2 separate regions of the Homo sapiens genome follow, and region 1 is linked to region 2. Evidence: chromatin loops called from intact Hi-C (ENCODE). Cell type or tissue: heart left ventricle. All regions are shown on one strand. Each heading gives the region's core, and the rest is flanking DNA. Links, peaks and the distances in the headings are about the cores only. Region 1 holds the start of KCNA2 (potassium voltage-gated channel subfamily A member 2). Region 2 has its middle 38 kb from the start of KCNA10.

Region 1 (10,693 bases), core at 1-8,000, 52 kb after region 2:
ATACACACTGTAGAACACACTGACTACAATGCAGGCTATTATGCAACATCTGCATTAGTTCCATTGAGCTGTGAGTACGGTAATAGGTTTCAATCAGACATCAGTTAACATTTTGGTAATATTCACATAGTTTGTGTTAGCCAAGGTACAGTTGGCTGTTTTCAAGTTTTCCTCTCTAAAGTCCTCATTACTGTTATTTACACCCTCCTGGATCTCCATGTAATCAGACTTACTAATGGTAGAGGCACTTCTACTTTTCTTTAGGTCAGGGGAGGATGGGATCTTTGGACAGCTTGTCACTTGCAAGTATTGGGCCTGTTCCTCTCCCTCTGTCTCCCGGTGGTAGAAGTAGTTGAAATTGGACACAATGACAGGGACCGGTAAGGCAATAGTTAACACACCTGCAATCGCACATAGGGAACCCACTATCTTTCCCCCAATGGTAGTCGGAACCATGTCTCCATAGCCTACAGTTGTCATGGAGACGACTGCCCACCAGAAGGCATCTGGGATGCTGGGGAACTGGGACTCTCGCTCATCGGCCTCTGCAAAATACACAGCACTAGAGAAAAGGATGACCCCTATGAAGAGAAAGAATATCAGGAGGCCCAATTCTCTCATGCTGGCTTTGAGGGTCTGACCTAGAATCTGGAGACCTTTGGAGTGTCTGGACAACTTGAAAATCCTAAAGACTCTTACCAACCGGATGACACGGAGGATGGCCAGTGACATGGCCTGCTGGCCTTGCTGAGCGTCCTCTGGCTTCTCAGCCAACTCTGTCCCCAGGGTGATGAAGTAGGGGATGATGGCCACAATGTCAATGATGTTCATGATGTTGGTGAAGAAGCCGGCTTTGCTGGGACAGGCAAAGAACCTCACCAAGAATTCAAAGGAGAACCAGATGATGCAGAGTGTCTCTACAATGAAGAAAGGGTCTGTGAAGGAAGTGGACTGCTGGTACCCGATGGTGCTGTTGGAATAGGTGTGGAAGGTCACCCCACTACCATGCATGTCTTCATTCTCATCCCGGAAGATGGGCAATGTTTCCAGACAGAAGCTGACAATTGAGATCAGAATCACCATGACAGACACAATAGCTATAATCCTGGCAGGCCCTGAGCTCTCTGGGTATTCAAAGAGAAGCCACACTTGTCTCTGAAACTCATTTTCAGGCAGAGGACGCTCTTCCTCCTTGATGTAGCCTTCATCTTCCCGAAACATCTCCATCGCTTCTTCTCCCAGCTCATAAAACCGAATTTCTTCAGAGAATATATCTAAGGGCACATTCACAGGTCGCCTCAATCGGCCCCCTGACTGGTAGTAGTACAAAATGGCATCAAAGCTAGGGCGGTTCCGATCGAAAAAGTACTCATTTCGGAGGGGGTCAAAGTACCTCATTCGTTTCTTTGGGTCCCCTAAGAGGGTCTCTGGAAACTGGGCTAAGGTCTTTAGCTGGGTCTCAAACCGCAGCCCTGAGATGTTGATCACCACCCTCTCACAGCACTCGTGGTCTGCCTCTGGGTCATAGGTGTCCTGTGGGTGCCCAGGGAGGGCAGCAGCCTCGTCTGCTGGGTCTCCGGTGGCCACTGTCATAATTGGGACTGAGAGAAGCACCTCACGCTATGCCTTTCAGCTGCCTGGTGGCAGGGAGCTCAGGGTGCTGCTACTGGCCCCAGGAAGCACAGGAGCATTGGCCTGGTCTCCTGCAGGAGAGCCCCGAGAGCTCTCTGAGAGCTGGAGAGACAGCCTCGCTTGGCTGAAAGACAGAGGCAGTTATTGACATGAGGCTACTCAGCATTGGCAGCCTGACCTGGGTTGCCACTTTTTGTCTCCCATCTCTCAGCCAAGAGTTCAGACACATGATCACCACCACCACAACGACAAAGCAAAATTTACTTTCACCTTGTAACTTGTCTGGGGATCAGGGGGAGCAGGTAGCAATCTCTCCAGGAACCTCTGGAATGCCCTGCATTGGGGGAAGGTGGCTGGTACAGGCCCGCTTGTAGCACACAGGCTTCATGGAGCATAACCCCATGCTAATAGGTTAAAAGTGGACCCTCTCCCAGGTGCTGCACTAATGTCTCAGATACTCATACCCAGGGAGGTATTCATGGTTGGGGAGCTTGGGCCTGGGTCTTTCTCATTGGCCTCCACCCCAGTGATTCTACACAAGGCTGTTATTAAATGATAGATTGATTTACCTGACCAGAGACGTGAAGCTCTCTTCCTTGCAGAGCTGATCAGATGCTGCAGGAATCTGAGATGCACCAACAGGCAGCCCAACTCCTCATCACGTCTTCTCACTCGAGCTAGAAATAATGGTGAGTCATTCTGGGCAGAAGGGCAGACTCTGGGTCCTGGAGGTGAGCTCTAGGATTGGGCTGGGCTGGAGGGGCGGTGAGGTGCCTGGCCAGGGGCATGCGGGACTTGAAGACAGCCGAGCATGGGCCTGGAGCCTTTTGAAGGAAGGAGGCAAGATGCAAAGCTCAGCAAAAGCTGGAGTCCTGGCTGTCCTCAGGAGGTGTGACGTTGCCTGGAAAAAAACAGCAGCAAGGTGGAACCAGGGCATTTGAACCAGCTGGTGCCAAGATTTAGGAGGGTCTGGCAGCTTCCCTCATGGGAGGTAACAGGCCCCCATGCCCATCCTCTATTCTGATGCCAGGCCTGAGGACTATCCCTCAGCCTCCTTGCCTCTTCTGGGCAGGCTTCCCATCAGCTTGAAGCATTTTCTCCCAGGGAGCAAGACTCAGGCTTGGCTGGGCCTGCCTTCTCCAGGGGCCTCCCTGGGTTGATCCAGGTTGCTAGTCCCCAGCTGCTCTCAGGAAGGACTCTGGAAGAAGCACTCCTACCCCCACATGTCAGGACACAGCAGCTCCCAAGAGGAGGGCTTAGCTCACTGCAGCCTGTCTACAAGCTCTGACCTCAGCCAGTCCTGGAAAAGAAGCACCCCACCCCCCAGCACACACACTCCTTCAGAGCGCATCTAGGGAGACCCCACACAACAAAGTCTGCACTGTACGAAAACTGGATGAACTTACTCTCCCTCCGGGATCCCTGGGCCGCAGGCCTCCCTCTGAGCCGGGTGGCATTTGAGCTGGGCAGGCGCTCGACCACTGATTTCTCCCCCAAGAGAAAATCCCTCACATCTCCTCGGCAGGGAGCACAGAATAAACGCTCCGCCTGCCTAGCTGCGAGGCGGCTTGGCAGCAGCGAGAGGGGGAGCCTGGAGGAAGCCGGCTTCCGGACTGGCCCCCTGCCGACCCAATCCCGCCGGCCCCAGGGCGGGGAGGGGTCTGGGCCCTCTCCCCATCGCCCCGGGCTCCGGCCGGGATTCCGTTCGGCGCACTCAGCGCTCGCCTCCGCGCAGAGGACCAGACCCTCCCGCTGGCCGCGGCCGCTAGCGCCACCTTAACCCCCTCCTGCCCGCGCGGTCGGCTCCTGCTGCGGGCCCAAGCGCAGTTCAGCTCTTAAGCCCCCGGCGTCCAGCCGAGGGACCGCCGAGGCTCAGTGTCCAACCCAAAATCCCGGAACCTGATCTCTGGGGGTGGGGAGTAGCCTGCGCCAGGCTGCCGCCCCAGATCTCAGCTTCCTTTTAAGCGCGGGGGCTCGGCGGCAGCCCACGGCCCCAGCGAAGGGGAAAGCCCTCTCTGCAGCAAAGCCGTTTGTTATTCTGTGCCGAAGAGGCGAATGCAGCCCGGCCGTCCCAAGTGGTTCAGGTCCTACCAACCCGCGCTATTTACCAGACATGGTTATGCTGCCAGCTGCACTTCCCACCACCCACCAGCTCCTCTCCGTGCCCTCCGCCCCGCGCCACGCAAACCCCAGAGGGTCCCGAGCCCATTCTGTGCACTCTTCTTGAGCAGGGTGCAAGTTCCCCTTGATCTCCCCGGTCTGGGACCTGCCGAGCAGACGGCAGTGGTCGGCAAGGGCTTGCCGCCGCGGACTCAGCCCAAGCCTGCTGCGCTGCAGGCTGCGCCGCCGGGTGCCCCGCAGCCCCTCTGGGCGCCGCAGCCGGGCAGGGAAGGCAGCACGCGCCGCGCAACGCCCCGACACGGATTTACCCTTCCGGATGGGCACCGGGGCCTCCATGTTCCTAGGTTACGGCCAGCGCCGGCAGAACCCCGGCAGCGGGCGGCGGCGGGGTGCGGGCGGCCAGCCGGGAGCCGGCTCTGCAGTCCCGCGGGCGGCGCGTACGGAGCTCCCGGCCGCCGCCCGCAGCCGCACCGCGCCACGCAGCGCCGCACCTGGCTCGACGGCGAACTCGAATTAAAGGGGCCGGCGGGGGCCGGGGCCGGGGCCGGGGCGACAAGCTGCCCTCCGCCGCCACCGAGCTCGTCACCTCGTTGGGCCCCCGGGCCTCAGCCCCCGCCCCGCGAGGAAAACATTCTTTGGCAGAGCCCGACTTACTAACCAGAACCTCCAGGAGAGCTCAGCTGGGTGCTGCCGGGCCGGGGAGATGGGGGAGGGCAGAAGTTGAGGGGCACTGGTGAGAGGCTCCTGCCAACGTAATGAAGTAGGCAAGGAGGAGATAATCAATAGCAGCTACCCCAGGCCCACAGCGGGATCCAGCCCCGGGAGAGACGTGTTGCTATTATTGTGGTGCCTCCAGACAGGATCTGCAGACCCCTTTCTTGCCCTTTCTCCCGCCAGCGCGACCCCTTCTCCAGATCGGCTTCCCACCTCCCTGTTACCCAGCAAAGATTTGGCTTCGCAGGGAAATGCAGCAGGTGCGGTCCGCAGTGTGGCAGAAACTCTTCTGCTGTGTTCGCCCCCACCGAGAGGAGCCGCAGGAACAGGCAGCACTGCAGGGCTGGCCCTCTCCACTCCCCGACTCCCTCCCCCAGGGCCCGGGCAGGGAAGGCTGGGGGACACGCCGCTGCCCTTGGGAATGGTCAGCTACTCACAAAACGGGCCCTCTGGCAGAACTTGCAAAGCCAGGTGGCCCACAGGGCTCTGAACTTAGGAGTGCAGCTTACAGCACCCTAGGTGGGCAGACGAGGATGCCCTTTGCTTTCGGGAAATGTGTGTGGGAGGCACAGCCTACTTTCTGCCTAGATAGGGCATCCGAGAAGGTCCAGGGTGCTTTTGGGAGGCAGACGACAGCCTCAAGCCCCTGCTAGTTCTGTTCTCCAGGTCCCTGTCAGGGTCACCTAGACAGGTGTGCCAAACAGTGGTGGTTCCTTGAGATAAGACTGCGGTAGACACGGAGCTCTGGATTCAGATGGGCTCTAGCACCAGGAAGTCCCCACTGGGCCCTCCCCCCTACCCTCCGGCCGGGAAACCCTCCTCTCTATGCGTGTACCTCGTGGGGAGAGCCCTGAAAGCCCATGAAGCGGGACTCCGGATTCTGGCGTTTCATCGTGGTAGTCTGTGAGGTGTGGTTGAAGACTGGGAGCCTGCCTAGAGCTGCAGGGGGTGGTCTGGGAGGGCAGTGACCTCCGTGGGCCCAAAGGATGACAGATGACTATAGAGAAGGGCTGGTATGGTTTAGAGCACCTTGAACCTGGCCTGTTAGTGTCCCAGTCAGTGAACGGCTTGGGTGTTTTGGAGGCAGTCAGATGGAAACGTAACTCCCTAACAGTTACTAGATAAGTTATTTCACTTCTCTGGGCACCAGTGCCCTCCTCTGAAAAATCAGGATGCCCCTAAGGGTGTGGTGAGGTTTTAATTGTTGAATGAGTTTAGCATCCAGCAGACACTGAATGCATGATGATTTCGCTGCTCTGCTTCCTTGTGAAACTCTCCTCATAGCTCTTAGCTTCCAGCTTAGCTCTGGGGTGTTTCTCTAGGCTCCCAATCACCAGGTCCTTGTTGCCCCATTCCCTCTGCTTCCCAGATTGCCCCGCCCTTTACTTTCCTTGAGATCTCACCATTCCCACCCCTCTACCAAATTGACCTCCAGTTCCCTTCCCTATATACTCCTTCTGAAAGCCTCCCCTGACCAGCACCAAGGGGCTCTGTTTCTCCTATTTGGCACACTGGGTTCTCGTGTCATTTAAAGTCAGATAATCCTGTGTGGCCAAAGTCAGATACTCTATCCATCTGATCATATGTATACATTTCCTTTGCCTTCCTTCTTGAAAACAGAAGCTGTGGACAGAGAAAAGCCCTTGAAGGAAAATCAATCGTCATAATTGGTGACATGGGCTTACCATGTGTCAGACCCTGTGCTAAGCACTTCTTACCCAGGGCAACATTTAATTCTCACAGCCCTAGAAGTCAATGTATACATTAGTACCATTTCATTGGAAAGGAAATGGAGGCAGTGAGAGGTGAAATCACCTGCCTGAGGTTAATAAATGGTGACTCTAGGACTGGAATTAGGTCTTTGTGATTCTAGGACATGTGCCCTTAGCCCCCACACCACACTGTGCAGGTGGAATGAGCAGCTCTTGAATTTCATTTCCCTCTTTGAGATCTTCCTCTGACCTCTGCTTCTATTTTGTGACTTGGCCTCAGGGGTATGTTGTCCTGTCTCTATCCTTTAAACTTAAATGTGAACAATGACAAAAAAAGAAATTAACTAAAGAAGGGGGAAAAAAAAGAACCATCATAACAGTTGTTTAGGCACATTTCAGGGCTTCTGCCCTGAAAAGTGTCTGTCAGTACCTTGGTTTGGCAGTGCTGTATAGGAAAAGAACACAGGCCGTATTCCCGGCACTAACACTTGCTAGCTGTATGAACTTGAGCAAGTTACTGACACTCTCTGAGCCTCCTACTGTTCGTTTCCTAGTTGGTCGAATGGGAGAGCAAAGCTACTTTACAGGGTAGTAAGGACAAAATTAGCTATAAAGAATGGACAGCCAGCTAACTTAACTGAGCCCCCTTTCCAGTTCTATGGTGGGCTCCATTTCTTATTTTTGGCCACACAATAGCAGCCAGAGTGTCCTTTGATCCTTTCCCTGGGGCATGGTGAAAATCCCCAAAGACCACTCCCTTCCCTTTGGTTTGGTTTCCTGCTTGAGAGCCAGGCCCTGCCTTCAGCAGAGGGAAGGGCTGTGGTGGCTGTCACAGTGAGTGACTGGTGACTACAGTCATCTTAAAAGAAGAGTTTATGACTGTGTATGCATACACACCCACACCCACACAGAGGGACTGGAGGGAGAATCTCTTAGTTCTTCCCATTTGTGAATCTTCTCAGGTGTCACTCCCAGGGAACCAGCTCCCCTTCCTGGCATGACTGCTGCCTCTGCTTGATGCTCCCCACCAGCCCATCCACCCATGTGCTGGCACAGTCCCCACTCACTCACAGGTAGGCAGGGCAGGAGGACACTGGGCTGACAGCCCTCCAGAGATCATTTGATTTAATCCTTGCAACCAGCCAGTGGGAAAGATATCATTGTCTCTGTTTTACAGATGAAGATACTGAAGCTCAGAGAGGACCAAGGTAATTTAGCTGGTTAGTAGTGAGGCTGGAACAGATCAAGACTGTGTGACTTTATAAGTCACCATGCCATTCTACTGCCCACTTTTACTGTTAGCTCAGTGCCAGGCCTCTGGGCTCAATTTCTGGTCTCAGGAACAGAGATTCCCCAGGGGTCGTCTCTCCTGGAGGCAACCTGACCTCACAGGCAATCTGGTTTAGAAGGGAGTTGGTGCTGGTGATTAACTGTTCATACCTTAACTGAGGGACTTGAGGCAGTGGTGGTGCAAGAGTCAGGACCCAAAGGCTCCCAAAGGGGAGGACAAGGCAAGGCATCTGACCAGGGCCGTGGTCTGTGCGACCCAAGCTCACTCACTTGACCTTTCTGAGTAGCAGTTTACTTATAAAATAGGTAGGACACTAGCCCCGCCCACCCCCTTGCTTCATAGGGCTTAAAGACAGAATGAGGAAGGAAGGAAGGAAGGAAGGAAGGAAGGAAGGAAGGAAGGAAGGAAGGAAAGGGACCTTCATTGTTAGTGTGTGTTAACATCTCATTGGTTAGGACTACAGAGGATAATACCCATGGAGGTGCATGGAGAAGCAAAGCCTGGTCAGTGTGGAACAGGACTCTGTTAATGTCACTGTTGTTGCTGATGTTGTGTTGTGCATCTGCCTGACATTTGAGAACTTCCCTTGGAAGTGGCATGGGCCTCCACTCCAGCCCACTACTTACCTCCAAAGTCAAGGTCAGCCTCCTGCAGGAAGGCTTCTCAGATTAACTTCAGCTGCCTCTAAGGGGCCCCTTCATGGAGGCCTGGGCCTTGGCTCCTGTCTTGAATGAGCTGCTACACACTCATCCCACCGCAATACTGGCTAAATAAAAGAATATGTTCTTTTATTACAAGGTGGCTCATGCCTATAATCCCAGTAATTTGGGAGGCTGAGGTGGGAGGATTGCTTGAGGCCAGGAATTCAATATCAGCCTAGGCAACATAAGGCTCCACCTCTAAAATTTTTTTTTTAATTAGCTGGGCATAATAGCATGTCCCTGTAGTTCCAGCTACTCGGGAGGCTAAGTTGAGAGGATCATTTGAGCCCAGGAGTTTGAGGCTGCAGTGAGCCATGATTGTGCCACTGCACTCCAGCCTGGCAGACAGAGCAAGATCCTGTCTTGAAAAAAAAAAAAAAGGCTGGGTATAGTGGTCCATGCCTGTAATTCTAACACTCTGGGAGGTTGAGGAAAGTGGATTGTTTGAGCCCAGGAATTTGAGAACAGCCTGGGCAACACGGTGAAACTCCATCTCTACAAAAAATACAAAAATTAGCCAGCACGGTGGTGCATGCCTGTAGACCCAGCTACTCAGGAGGCTTAGGTAGGCGGATCAGCTGAGCCCCAGCGCGGTGGAGGTTGCAGTGAGCTGAGATTGCACCACTGCACGACAGTCTGGGTGACAGGGTGAGAACCTGTCTCAAATAAATAAATAAATAAAATAAAAGAACATGTTAAGGAATGGCTAATGAGGGTAGTCCCTCCCTCATGGTTTGGAGCTGCTGCTCTGGTTCAAGCAGTGTGCTCGTTGTCTTACCATGAGGCCCCCTGCTGCTAATACTCAAAGGCAGTACAGCAAGGTGGTGGAAGTACAGTCACGCGTCACCTAACGATGGAGACACATCCTGAGAAATGTGTCAGGTGATCTCATCGTTGTGCAAACATCGTAGAGTGTACTTACACAAACGTAGATGGCATAGCCTGCCACACACCCAGGCTGTATGGTAGAGCCTTTTGCCCTAGGCTACAAACCTGTACAGCATGTTACTGTGCTGAATAGTGTAGGTGATTGTAACACACTGGTAACAACATTCACCCAGTTGCCCAAACCAGAAGCCTGGATGTCCTTATCAACTGTCTTCTTCCTCCTTCACCCGACACACTCCACATGCAGCCAATCACTTGGCCTTGGTGTCTGTTTGCTTCTCTCTGATTCCCTCTCCCTCCCCACGCCGCCCTGGTTCAAGCCACCAGCAGGCACAGTCTGGGTCACTGCAACCCCTGTTGGTCCTGTCTTCAGACTTGTTCCCCTCTGGTCTCTTCTCCCCACAGTTGCTATAGAGACCCCACTAAAGTGCAGGTAGGATCTATCACCTCTTCAACTACTCATTGGTGCCCTATTGCTAGGATCAACCTGCATTTCCTAAAAAGCGAGCAAAGCCTTTCATGATCTGATGTTCCCCTGTCTTCCCTCTAAACCTCCATCCTGGAAGTCCACACTGGCATCACATTAAACTGCCTCGAAAGCTCTAACTGGCTTAAAACAGACAGGTCAGGTTAAGACTTGAAGTCAGACAGGCCTGGGGTGGAGCCCCTCCTCCACTGCTTGCCATTCACATGACCTTAGGTGGGGTGTTTTTCCTCTCTGAGTCTCAGGTTCCAATCTGTAAAATGGGATTAATAATGCCCAATGCTTGCTCTGAGGATTAAATGAGATAGTGGGCACAAGGTATTTATCTCAGTGACTTCCAGGAAGGTGTCAAGAAACGTGAGCTTCCAGATGGCTCCAGGTGTTTCTGCTTTGACTCCAGCAGCCCCCTGGCCAGAATGCCCTACCTTCCTCCTTCCCTGTCACTTCAATGACTTCTTCTGACACTCAACTTATGTCACATCCTCCACGAAGCCTTTCTTAACCCTCTTCCTGGTCTCCACCCACCAACAATATGCTCCGGACACAGACCTGTCACACCAGGTCCTGAGGGGCCTGTGTCCATCTGCACGCAGTCTTCCACTAGGTGGAAGCACCCTGAGGGCAGGGCCATGTCTCTTCTGCCCTTGCATACTGGTATCTGCTCCAGGCTGGGCACAAAGAAGCTGCCCTGGCAGTGTTTGTGAACCAGCAAACACCAGCAGATGCACAGCCTCTATGGTGCCCACAGCTTAACTGCCTCTCCTTGCCTTTCAGCCCTAGACTTGGTGTCCTTAGAGGGCCCTCACTTCTGAAGAAACTTGAGTTGCCACAGGGCCAGCCAGGGGCTATTTCTGACTCCTGCCCAAGAGGCTGAGAGGGGTCAAGAGGGAAGACCAGCCTTGCACCAGTCACTACTACCAGGAGGAGGATGCACCAGGCAACCCCTGTATCAGAGGATAGCAGGGCAGGGAGGAGGGTTTCCCAGAGCTGGTGGCTCCCTCTCTATTTTATAGAGAGCTTAAGCATCTTGTTCAGGGTCACCCAGCCAGTCCAGGCAAGAACCACGGTTTGAACTCAGGCACTGTGGCTCCAGAATTCATGCTCCTATCCATCCTGCTGTGCTGTTCTCATAGAGTGGGTATACTGTGGG
Region 2 (11,827 bases), core at 1-8,000:
ACATGTTCAAAGTCCTTTTCCATGTCCCTAAACTCACCTGTCAAGCAGACCGCAGGATAGGAGGCAGATGGGAGACTACAAAGTTTTGTCTGGCCATCACCATCCTGGCCCCACCTGCTTGATGTGGCTGACAGGTGATCCTGAGATGTGCTCTCCTCGGCAGGGGATCTGGAGGAGGGGAAGAAGCAACATCAATTTCTACCATATGCTTTTTATTTTCTAAGAAATTAAGCACAATTTCTTCTTCCCAGTGAATTTCTTTAACAAGGATATTTTAAAGCCTTGGAAAACATTCTTGTCCTAGTTTAATTGTATAAAGACTTTCTGTGCTGGAAGGGAAAGCTGAGAGAGAGAAAGAGACAGAAGAGAGAGAGAGGAGGGAGAGATGGGAAGAGTAAGGTGGGAGAGTGGAAGCAAGGAGAAAAGATGGGGAAGAGGGAGTGGGAGGGAGGAGGAGGGAGAAAGGAGAGAGAATACATTAAGGAAATTACAGAGTACCTCTTTCCTTGAATGAATGTTCTCTCCCAATTTCCTTCTCTCCCAGTTGGCTGCCACCCCCAGCTCACCTTGCAGAGATTAATCACCTGAGGTCTCAGGGGAAGGAGCCCATGGCATTTTCTCCAGTGTCACATTCCCTTTGGTTCCAGCCCTCAGTGCCTGCTGATCTGTGAGGCTTCTTTGATGATGGGGCATCTTCCGTGGGGACATCTGAGGCAGGTAGGGCAAAAAAAGGCCCTAGTGGACTCAGGAGCTTGAACTGTGGTGCCCAGGCTGGGGTAATTGTGCCCAGTTGAAGAGTCTATGGTTGGGAGATGCCCAGGGATCTCTCAGCTCCACATCTTCAACCCTTTCCCGGCACTTCCCTCATGAGAGTGGGACCTGACCAGCTGTCTGACCTCAGTGTCTCTCTTTAACCCCACCCATTGCCTGAGCTCCTCCTCAGTCTTCCTGTCATTCTGACCTCAGCCTGAGGGGTTCTTGTGGCTCCACCCTGGCCAGTGAAGTTGGCCCCCACTTATGGAAGAACAGATGCACTGAAGGTGGGGACTGAGGAGCACTCCATAGAATTTTTATCTTCTTCTGAGATGACGCTTGAATTTCCGTCTACTATCTCCTAGAAATCCCTGCTTCTGAGGAAGAAAGTTGGGGAAACTGAGGCAATTATGAGACATCCATTATACATCAGAAACACTCTGTGATGCCTTATTCCTTTGGCTAACAGGCAAGAGGGAGTGGCCAGAAGCCTCCTATTTTGGCCTCTTGTCAGCATTGAGTGGACACCTCTCTGTCCTTCCAAACCAGAGTGTCAGAAGGTCCCTAAGTCACCCTCAAGCAGGAACAGGGCCCCATGATGTCCTGATGTCACATTTGCCTTGCCTTTAGTGCCTCTGAGGACAGATGGAGAACTGGGTCAGGGGAGGGCAGAAAGGAGGAAAGCATTGGGAAAATCTACCAGACGGGAGCTCTGTGAGGGCAGGGACGGTGCCCTAGTTATCGATAGACCCTCGGCTCTGAGCAGCACCTGGCAGAAAGAGCATGCATAAGGACGGTTGACAATCCAGTGACTGCCCAAGAACTTGGTTTGCTTAATCTGAAAAATTTGAGACCTTGGTCTGCTTATCTGAAAAACCTTTGTGTCTCATCTGTTACTTTCTCTGACTTCATAGAACAGAGTTGTTCTGAAGAGGAGTTATTTGCCTAAAGCTCTGGGGTGGAGTTTGAAAATTAGCACCATACTTGTTTGGAAAAGTGAGAGTTTGTTTATTCAACAAGCATGTATTCTGTATTTGCTTTATGCTATTAGGTAGAGTGAGAAGTGCTAGGGTTAAATGACCAGGAAGAAAAACAGGGTTCTTGGAGCTGTGAAGTTTATAGTCTAGACGGGGCACAGAATTTGGCCAAATAATCTTGCAGATGGATAATTTCAGACTGGGATGAGTGTTTTGAAGGCGAAGTTCAGGAGGCTGAGAGAAAGTTTAGCAGGGAGAACAGGGGGCCCTGGTCTATTGTGGATTCCTTTCCTAAGGGAGTGATGTTTGAGAGGGGTGGTGAAGCAGACTGCAGTGGAGAAGAGAATTCCAGGTGGAGGGTACATCACATCAGGGGCTCCTCAGTGAAGGTGGCCTGGGAAGTGCTAAGGAGGCTAGTGTGGCTGGAAGGCAGAGACTGAGGGAGAAACAATACACAGTGGTGTGGCTGAAGAGGTGGGGAAGAGGCAGAAGGCACAGGCCCTTGCAGGCTGCAGACAGTATGGATTATGTCCTAGAAGAACAGGAAGCCATTCAAGGGTTAGAAGTAGGAGGGTGACGTGGTCAGCACTTTGACTTGGAGTGGATGATGGTTGGGAAGAGGGAAGGGTGCACACCGGTGACCAGTTGTAAGGCCAATGCAATGGCTCCCATAGTGATGGTGTCAGTGGAGATGTAGGAAGATGAATTAATTTGAGAATTATTTAGGAGATAAATGGATAGGCTTTGAGAATGAGATGGATTGCATGAAGGATGAATGATTCCTAGTATAGAAAACCCGTCCACCAATCACTGTGCAAAGGGTTTTAGAGAAGGTGAGTATATCAGTGAGGATGCTTTCTGTTGTAATAGAAAACCCAGCCCCGGAGGAAAAATGGCTCCAATGTTGGCTAAGTTAGCAGCTGTACAATGTAATGAAAGAAACAGGCTCTTTCCAGTTTTCCATTCTGCTTAGGGGTTTTGTCCTCAAACTATCCCCTCACTCTGGAAAGATAACTGCTGAAGTTCTGGACATCATGCCCAGTCATGAGTTATCTGAGTAAATAAGAGGGAGTGTATTTCTTTTTCTCTAAAACAATTTTTATTTTTTGAGACAGAGTCTCACTCTGCTGCCCAGGCTGGAGTGCAGTGGTGCGATCATGGCTCACTGCAGCCCTCACCTTCTTGGGCTCAGGTGATCCTCCCACCTCAGCCTCCTGAGTAGCTGGAACCACAGGCATGCACCACCACACCTGGCTAATTATATATATATATATTTTTTTTTTAATTAATTAATTTTTTTTTGTAGGGACAAGTTTTCGCCATGCTGCCCAGGCTGTTCTCAAACTCATAGGCTCAAGTGATCCACCTGCCTCGGACTCCCAAAGTGCTGGGATTACAGGCCCAAGCTACCTTGCCTGGCCTGTATCTGTTTTAAAGTAACCTTTCCTAATCCCCACCCCTCTCCACAAACTTCCCTTCCTGTTTCCTTGGCCCAAACTGGTTCACATCATGATTGCTGAATAAATAGCTGGCAAGGAAATGGAATTACCACAACTGGCTAAGATAAATCAGAATTAATATCACATTCTGTGATTAAGAGATAGTTTAACAAAACTGGAATTCTCTCACCAAGAAAGGCAAGGGAAACGAATTTTGGGAGGGCAACTGAGTGTCTATTAATTAGGGATCATTTTCCAAAATCCTCCCAAGGAGAAGCAGACAGGGAGAAACGTCTTTGAGCTGTCCTTCTGAGAGGAGGGTGGCCTGCTCTAGGTTGGAGACTGGGGCTCAGGCATTAATCCAGGCCTTTTCTTTAAGTCTAAGGTTATTGAATCTTGGAGCAGGAGAAGACCTTATGAACTTCTAAATCAGTGGTTCTTAAATCTGGCTGGATGTCCGAGTAAATTGGGGAGGGTGTTAAAATACAAATTCCCAGCCTCTACAACCATCATCTGAATCAGAATCCCAGGAGGTGGAGGTCTAGGAATCTGGATTACTAAAGAGCTTACAGGCATTTTGGATACTGATGGTCTAGTACCTAGGAACCACAAATCCATCCCCCACATTTAAGAGATGGGGAGAGAGAAACCCAGAGAGGGAACTTAATTTACCCAAGTTCATCTAGAGAATTGGTCGACCCAGTGCGGAGAGAACCTTCCTGGGAGGACCTGCCTGAGGACCCCGTCTTCTGGGTACCCTTATGTAGGGGGAGGGAACTGTGCAGGAGCAGCAGGGCTGGAAGCCCCATGTGCCTGGATCAGCAGCCCCCGCACGGTGGGCTAGGTCTTTGCCTGTGTTGGGATGGGGACCTGTAACCATGACCACCACACATTAGTCTGAACCTTAGCAAACCTCACCACATTCAACCCTGAAATAACCCTGGGCTTAGGAATCAGCATTCCCGTTGTAGAGATCGGTGGACCGATGCTCTCAGAGGCTTCCACAAGCGTTTGTATTGTTTGGGGCGGTCGGAACTCAGCGCTGCGGAAGCCGGTGTATCTGAGTCTCTCCACGTGGCTCTACTTTTCTGCAGCCCTGTAGAAATAAACCTGGGTCCTCGCTCCCTGGCCTGGGGAAGGAGGTCTGCAGGGGTCTGTGGGGGCCCTGGAGGCGCCTTCCCAGCTGCACAGGCTCAGTCGGACCAGCAGAGGTCACTGCGTGGGAAAGAGTGGGGCGCCAACCCGCGCAGAGCCCAGCCGGCGACCGCCCCCGCGTCCCCGCGGAGCTCCCTGCCTTCTGCCGCAGTCCTCCGAGGGCTGGGCTTCTGGGGCAGGTCATGGCTATTGCAACCAAAGGGAGGCCCGGGTGCCAGTGGGCGGCCGCCGCGGTGTGGAGGGCGCCAGGGCGGTACGGCGCAGCGGGCCGCACTCTTGGGACGCCCCGCCTGCTCTGCGGAGCCTGCCTGGGATGCCCTTTCCTGGTCACGGACTCCGCCGGCAGCCGGGGCGGGACGGACCAGAGGCTACCAACTGGGGGCTTCTGCTGCCTGGGACACGGGGATCCACATTGCCGTCCGAATCCCATCGCCAAAGCCTGTATGTGCAGCCGAGTGGGAGAGTGGCTTAGGTACTGAGTTTTAGGGCAAGCATACCCCAGACCACGAGAAGAGACCAGCTTGCCTGGGCTTGAACCCTGCCCTTCCCCGCTGTAGCTGGGCACTGCTGGGCAAGTTATCCCACCTCCCTGCCTCTTGGGTTCCTCGCCTACACCGGAGAGTATGTGCCTGCCCCATGGGGTTGCCCCGAAGCTTCGTGAGTTTTATGAGTTTCTCTGTGTAAAGGCTTGGGCAGAGCATGGCACAGGGTCAGTGCTGCGTGTAAAGTGTTAACTATATTATTGTTAACCTTAGTGTCTTTTCAGTCCCATCTAAAGTCCTTAAAGGCAAAGTGAGGCTCCTTAAGTCAAGCTCAGGACAAGGCTACAGAGCCTTCAGTGTTCCTCATTGCAGCAGAGATGGGAGCCCTGAGCTCTCAGAGGCTGCTCTGATGGCTCCTCCACAAGCCAGGGCCAAATGCCCGCCCACTCCTGGGCCTCATGCCAGAGAATGGTCCTGACCCAGCACTCTCCCGCCCCTCTTTGTAGCTCAGTAAGATTCTGGAGTCTCACTTCCAGAGATGCTGTAAGCCCTTGGTGCCCCTCAGTGTCCTCCCAAGGGTCTGGACAAGCCCAAGAGGGGTCAGAGACTTTGCTGAGTAGTGCAGTGACGTCCCATGTACTCGGTCACATCCCTGTTTTCTGCAGATGGGCCTGGCCTCTGGTGCTGTCCTTAGGGGACTCTGCAGTTTCCTTCCTGCAGCTGTAGCTCCCCAGGCCTCCCTGGTGACTATGTCTACTGAAAGGGCTCTTTGTACATGGCCATCTGGGAAAACAGTGGCAGTTGGGGTGCCCCCGCAAGTGCCTGCCAGCATCTCCCAGCCCTTGGGTGACTGCAGACCACATTCCTGAGCTCCCACATGCTGCCGTTCTCGCCAGCACTGGGCTGCCCACTCCCTGGGTGGGGAGTCAGCAGGCCTGGGTTCTTGGGCAAGTCACTTTATCTCTCTGATCTTAGGATCTTCATTTGTAAGATAGAGATCATGATAGTTGTCCTGCCGGCCCCCTGCCAGAGGTTCTACAGAGGCTGTGCATACCAGCCTTTGATAGGAATAAAGGGCTAACGTAGGTTGCTGTAGTTGCTGTGATTGAGCTGTCATCAGGCGCTGCACTGGTCACTTCTGTAAGCAGCCAAGTGGTTGCCAAGCAGAAGGGTTTGGGGAGACACAGATGAAGGAAGACCTTGATCTTGGGGGATCTCCACCCCTCCTCATTTTATTGAAGAATCACAGTACACATTCCTGAGGGCATAGAAATATAAAAATATAGGCTTCAAGAAACCCATAAGCATGGTTTAAATATCCATCTATAAACACATAAATGTTTCAAAACAACAGCTGGAAATTCAAGTCCTCCAGGATTCTGAATTCCTCAAATTTAGGAGAAGGTAGTCTAGGAAGGTTTCCTGAAGGAAGAATCAGCTTTTTTTTTTTTTTTTTAAGGAAAGAGGTTTAAGGTGATGGTGATGATGATGGAGCTTCAGACCATGACAGCCAAATTTATAACCAGTGGAAAGTAGGAGAGATTTGGTGGTAGCTCTTGCCATATAGAGATCCTGAAAGAATAAGTGATGTGTAAGAAATAGTGAGCAGGTCTCCTTCCCGGGGCTGTCGAGTCAGAACTGAAGTTTAGATGGGAGGGTAAACAAACAGGTAGGTTGTCAAGACTGCATCAGCATAGGGCCCAGCTCAGTATGGCCCCTGGTCATAGGTCAGTTTTCCAGGGAAACAGGCTCTGAGACAGAGATTTGCATGCAGGAGGTTTGTAGGGGAGGGCGCTTGGTGTCATCATCTGTGGGATGGGGCAGAGGGGCAGGTTGTACAGTGATGCAGTTGCAGCAGAGGTCTCAGTTGATCTCACAAGGAGCTTTGGAGCTAGGATGGCCCTTAAGGCTGGGAAGCCAAGGCCTTTATGTCCTCTCATTGATCAGTTACTGGATGTGGGCTGCCCTTGGGGTACAACCTTAGGGGATGCTGCTCCCTTCAGTGGAGGGCAGTGCCTAGAGAGGGACTCAGCTGTGAGTTGTCGGCAGCGAACACTCCCAGCAGCTGTGGGAGTGTGTGGCTTCATTTTGAAGGGGAGGTCTGGGTGATGCCCCCATGATGGAGGCAGGGAAGGGCCCCCAGCAGAGTCTGATGCACCTTGCCAAACTCTGACACCAGTGCTGGCCCCTCAGATTCTTCTAGGGCAGGATGGTTTGATCCCTCTCTCTGATATACCCTTTTATAGAAAGTTAGAGGTAGAAGTGAGTTTTGAGATCATTTAATACAATCATCCTCAGCCTGGGAGAAGGATACATCTCAGAATCATCCAGGGCTTTTTCAAACCACTCACAGGAGCTTCTGATGTGCACTGACCTCTGCCATTCCACTAAGACTAAACTGTAAGCTCCTTGAGGTTGGGGTTCTCTCTGTCCTGCACAGTGGTGAAGGAATGTTTGGGGAAAGAATGAATGTGACCTTCGCCCTTGTCCTCAGCCTCATCTCTTGCCACTCACTCAGTTGTTTTCTACACTGCAGTTACTGTGACGTCCTTGCCTTTGCACAGGCTGTTCCCTCTGTTTGGAACTCCCCCATCCCCTTCCTTCCCCTTACTTGCTGCTGCTTGTCTTTCTGGATCCAGTTCAGTTATCACTTCTCCCCACCTCCTAGAATAGGTGTCCCTCTTCTGATTAAATGAGTTAATGCATGTACAGTGCTCACAACAGTGCCAGGCATGTGGGGAGCTCTAGATAGGTGTTAGCTTTCCCTGTGACTCCATTCTTTGGCACACTGTGCTGTGCATGATCCTAAAATGGATCATGCTTTGTTTCAATGGCTTGTTTACTTGTTTATGTACTCAGCAATCTGTAAGTTCTTGGCAAGCAGGTACCATGTTCCTTTATTTTTGTACCCATAGCATCTAGTACAGTGCCTGGCACATGGTAGGAGCTTAATAAATATGTGTGGAATGAGTGGGAGAAATAGGTGTCTAGGGATACATTTTGGCAAAATGTATTTTAAAGTTTTTTAATAAGGAACTAGTTGAGTGAGATTCACTGACAATGACCAGGTGTGGCATCATTGTTGCACAAAAAATACTGAATATTGGATGGATGAATTGATACATGGAGAGATGGGTGGATTGTTGATGGGACAGGCAGATAGGTAGACAGATAGATGAGCGGAGAAAGGGATTGATGGATGAACATTGCCATGTGTGGAAGAAGGCCAGAACTTGCCAGGGTCTGGGCAGGAGGGAAGGTAGATAGGAGAGGGCATTTACATTTCACAAAGGCCAAGCCAACTGGGCTTGAATTGGGGAGGGGCACCTGAAGAAAACCCTTCCCATCTTGCCCACTGAGGCCCCAGGAAATGCTGCTCCTGCATGTTCGTACCCACAGGGGAGGTGCTGGGGACCATTACTCATTCTGACACATCCCTGAGGTCAGTATAGAGGCAGCAGAATGGAGGTGCTGCAGGGTGCTGAGTCAGGGGAGGAGATGGGCTGTTGCCGAGTGGGGCTTTACTGGAGAAAGCCTGGGGACTTGGAGTCAGAGGCAATGATCTCTGTTCCTGAAGGGGGTTGACAGAGAACTCCCAAGGGGAATCAGGGCGAGTGAGATCACCTTGTGAGAGGGTGGAGGATCTGTCACCCCAGAGCGCATGGCTGAGTGCAGATCTGCATCAGGTTTAGGGAACTCTTGTTCTGGAAAAATCTGGCCTTCTTCTGCCTGTTAGGTAAGCAGGTACTTGGCCAGTTAAAGTCTGGCTGATAGGTGGGGCACGGTGCCTCATGCGTGTAATACCAGCACTTTGGGAGGCCAAGGTGGGAGGATCACCTGAAGTCAGGAGTTTGAGACCAGCCTGGCCAACATGGTGAAACCCCATCTCTACTAAAAACACAAAAATTAGCCAGGCGTGGTGGCACATGCCTGTAGTCCCAGCTACTCAAGAGGCTGAGGCAGGAGAATCGCTTGAACCTGAGAGATGGAGGTTGCAGTGAGCCAAGATCATGCCACTGCACTCCAGCCTGGGTGACAGAGCAAGACTCCACTTCAAAAAAATTCTAAAAAAAAAAAAGCCTGGCTGATAGGCAGAGGTTTGTCAACAGTCACTGGGGTCAGACAGTTGGGTCAGTCAGCTGGGTGGTGGGTAGGGGTGCGTTCTGAGTGCACTTGGTTGATGAGATGAGTACTAAAAAGCAAGGCAGGGTCCCTGCTTGGGGAGGCTCCACTGGTTTGTTCTTCAGGGGTTGGTACTGCACCCTTGCAGACAATTGGAAATTTGGGTAGGGAGTGGTGGTTGTAATAGTACAGCAGGGAGGGAATGGGGGAGGGGCAGTGCTGCATAAAAGGCCTGGGACCAGGGAAGCCAAGTGTCCTGCAGGAAGGCCAGTCCTGCACAGCCAAGAGTCATCTCACTCCAGAGGCAAGCAGCGCTCCTTTGAGAAATGCTGTGCTTACTCAAAGGGAACGTTGTCTGCTAACGATTTGCAAGGTCTCCAGCCTTGCTCTCCTCCACACACTCAGACCTCTAGGTCTGTCCTCTCTCCCTTCCCTGTCCTCTCCTCTGGAAGACATTAGAGTTGCCAACTTTGAAAGTTTGTGGAGGGCCATGAGCTCTCTCACAGGGAGGAAGGTGGCAAGCAAGTGAGAAGTAGCAACACCGTCTGCCTGTGGGTCTGGCTCCCTTTTGCAGTGAGAGGTTGGACCCCAGGGCTGAAGGAGGTGGGCTTCTGGAGGGCGCATGGGGGAGAAGCTTCCCATGTGCCCATCACTCAGGGCCTTGGGAACCTCCCAGCAGAACATCAGGCTCTGGGTGAGGCTCCCAGCTCAGCGATGAGCGGGGCGGCTACCCAGATGCTCCTGGGTCCAGCGAGGGCTTCCAGATCCTCCCATTCCCAACCCCATCTTGGTTCCTTCCCTCACCTCAGGACAGAGCTGTCATGTGCAGGCAGGCAGGTGGTGAGGGAGCCCCGCAGAGGCTGCTGCTCCCAACACCACATGTCCTGGAAGGACAAATGTAAAAATATAAAAAGCCTTTGGTCTTGGGGCCGGATCACATGGATCACATGGCTGGGTGGTCTGTCACTTTGGCTGTCGAGTTGTCGGTATCTAAGGTTGAGGTACTGGCTGCAGCCAGGGCTGGGAGAGAACTGGGTTTGGCAAAAATGACACTTCTGTCTGGAGAGCTCATTTTTGTGCGATCTCCTGGGGTGCCCTCCAGCCCCGTGGGGTAGGCTGGGGAGGTGCCACCCTCATGATTCATTTTCAAACAAGAAAATGAAGGCTCTGGTCTGTGCCTGGCTAGTGGTGCAGTGGCTCAGACCCAAGTCTTCTGACTCCTTGTCCAGTGCTCTCTCCTCTGCAGCACAATCCAGCTCTTTCCTTGCAGAGAAGAGCTGGCGATGCTCATCTGTGAGGAGGTAGAAGCTGACCCACAGGACGTTTCCTTGGGAATGTTTGTGGAGGTTTGTGTGGAAGAGGCCTGCCCATCAGGGCCAATTCTGGACTGGCACCCTGCAGGACTAGAGACAATATCCCAGAATCTTCTCAGAAGAAGCAGAGACCTATGCCAACAGCAGGTAGCTGAGTAGTTTGCAGGAACTTAGTGAAGCCCTGGCAGGCCCAGTCTCGGGGTGTCTGGGAGGCAGCCAATGAGGGAGAAGAGGGCTCAGCTGGGCTTGCTGAAGAGGGTCTGGGGCCACTGGACTTCTCTCCAATCACTCTGCTCACATCCCCCTCACCAGCACTGGGCACCCCAAGGAGTCAGAATGGAGTGTGGTGCTCAGGTCACCTGTGGTCCTCCTGATAGTGAGGATCCTGTACCCCTGGCTTCCTCAAGAACTCTGCTTAATGCCCATGGATTGCCGTGGGGGCTCCCCTGGGTCTCGGCTCGGCCCAGCAGCCTGGGCCAGGATGAAAGTGAAGCTGTCAATAATTCATGCTCCAGCTCCCCCTCACTTCCCTCGCTTGGCTGGTTGTAAATATTTCACGGGCTTCAAGGGGCAGAGATGGCCCAGCAGAGACTCCCAGATAGGGCTCGAGGAGGCCTCGCCCTTTCCCAGAGGCCCCCAACCATTCCCCTGGCAGGAAAGGAGCCCAGTCCCAGGCTTGGAGAGTGGTGGGTTGTCCAGAGCTACTACTGACTGGGATGGCCTTGCAGCCTCTGGTGAGGATTTGGGTGCTGGGCCACATGCTCTGCAGACTGGCTGGTTTAAGTGGCTGGTGTAGTGGATCCTGAGAAATGGAAGGAGTGCCGCTGCCTGCAGCCAGCCCTGGAGGTTGTTGTCAACTCCACTCTCTTCCTCATCTCCCACACTATGTCTTGGGTTTATCTTCTCCTCAACCTGCCCTCTCCATGTCACCTGCCTTGGTTCAGGCCTTGATCATCTTCCTGGACAATTGGCCCAGCCACTCTGTGACTCCACACAGCCTAAGGAATCTTTCTAAAACAAATCTGGCCCGGCTACTCCTTTGTTTCAGAGCCTCCACAAGCTCCAGGTTACCTTCAGGGGAAGATCCACTTGCCTCTTGCCAGTGCACAGGGCTTTGTATAACCTGGTCCCTGGGCCTTTCAGCTTCATTTTCCAGCCCCTGTGGCCTGCTCCCCAGTGCTGCAGTCAGCTCATTGTTCTCTGCAACCCTAAGCTCTCTCCCACCTTCCAGCCTCTGTTTTAGTTGCACCTCTGCCAGGAGGTGGTGGGGACACCAATCTCTGGGCTGTGTGCATCTCTAAGCTGTTCTAGGGGTCACTCAGCTGCTTTGGGACCAGGCCTATAGAATGTCAAGGTGAGACACTTGACAGATTTGGGTCCAATTTCCAGCTCTACTAATTGCTTATCTGTCATTGTGACTGGTGTCATATTCTTCTGTACCTTGGTATGCGTATCTGTAAAGTGGGAATAGTAATTCTTACCTCAGAGGAGAGTTGTGAGGCTTGGAAGTAAGGCCTATAAAGTACAGAGCCCAGTCCATGATGCAGAATAAGTGCCCCAGCCATGCCAGCTGCTACTGTTATTAT

What was found. Peaks named below come from ENCODE experiments on the same cell type or tissue, not always from the same donor. Only the 100,000 strongest peaks of a DNase experiment are listed, where the experiment ranks them.
Region 1: it touches region 2 in a loop (4-fold over the local background); 82 of 110 quality-filtered maps call a loop at or near these places.

Annotation. Positions count from the first base shown.
Region 1 is chr1:110,603,190-110,613,882 of GRCh38, forward strand. It overlaps KCNA2 (potassium voltage-gated channel subfamily A member 2), which reads right to left and starts at 3,169. Exons shown (of 3, transcript NM_004974.4): 1 at 3,039-3,169; 2 at 2,202-2,533; 3 at 1-1,756. The coding sequence starts at 1,593. The coding sequence ends at 94. In heart left ventricle, for the core only: no CTCF peak of the experiment used is centred there; DNase peaks (open chromatin) are centred at 3,322, 3,731, 4,502 and 4,831; H3K4me3 peaks cover 2,066 bases; H3K27me3 peaks cover 7,790 bases.
Region 2 is chr1:110,551,058-110,562,884 of GRCh38, forward strand. No RefSeq gene overlaps it. Among named protein-coding and RNA genes, the nearest start is that of KCNA10, 38 kb to the left of the region's middle. RefSeq lists a silencer at 4,452-4,611. In heart left ventricle, for the core only: CTCF peaks have their summits at 4,360 (motif pointing right) and 4,583; DNase peaks (open chromatin) are centred at 4,514 and 5,264; H3K4me3 peaks cover 902 bases; H3K27me3 peaks cover 2,401 bases.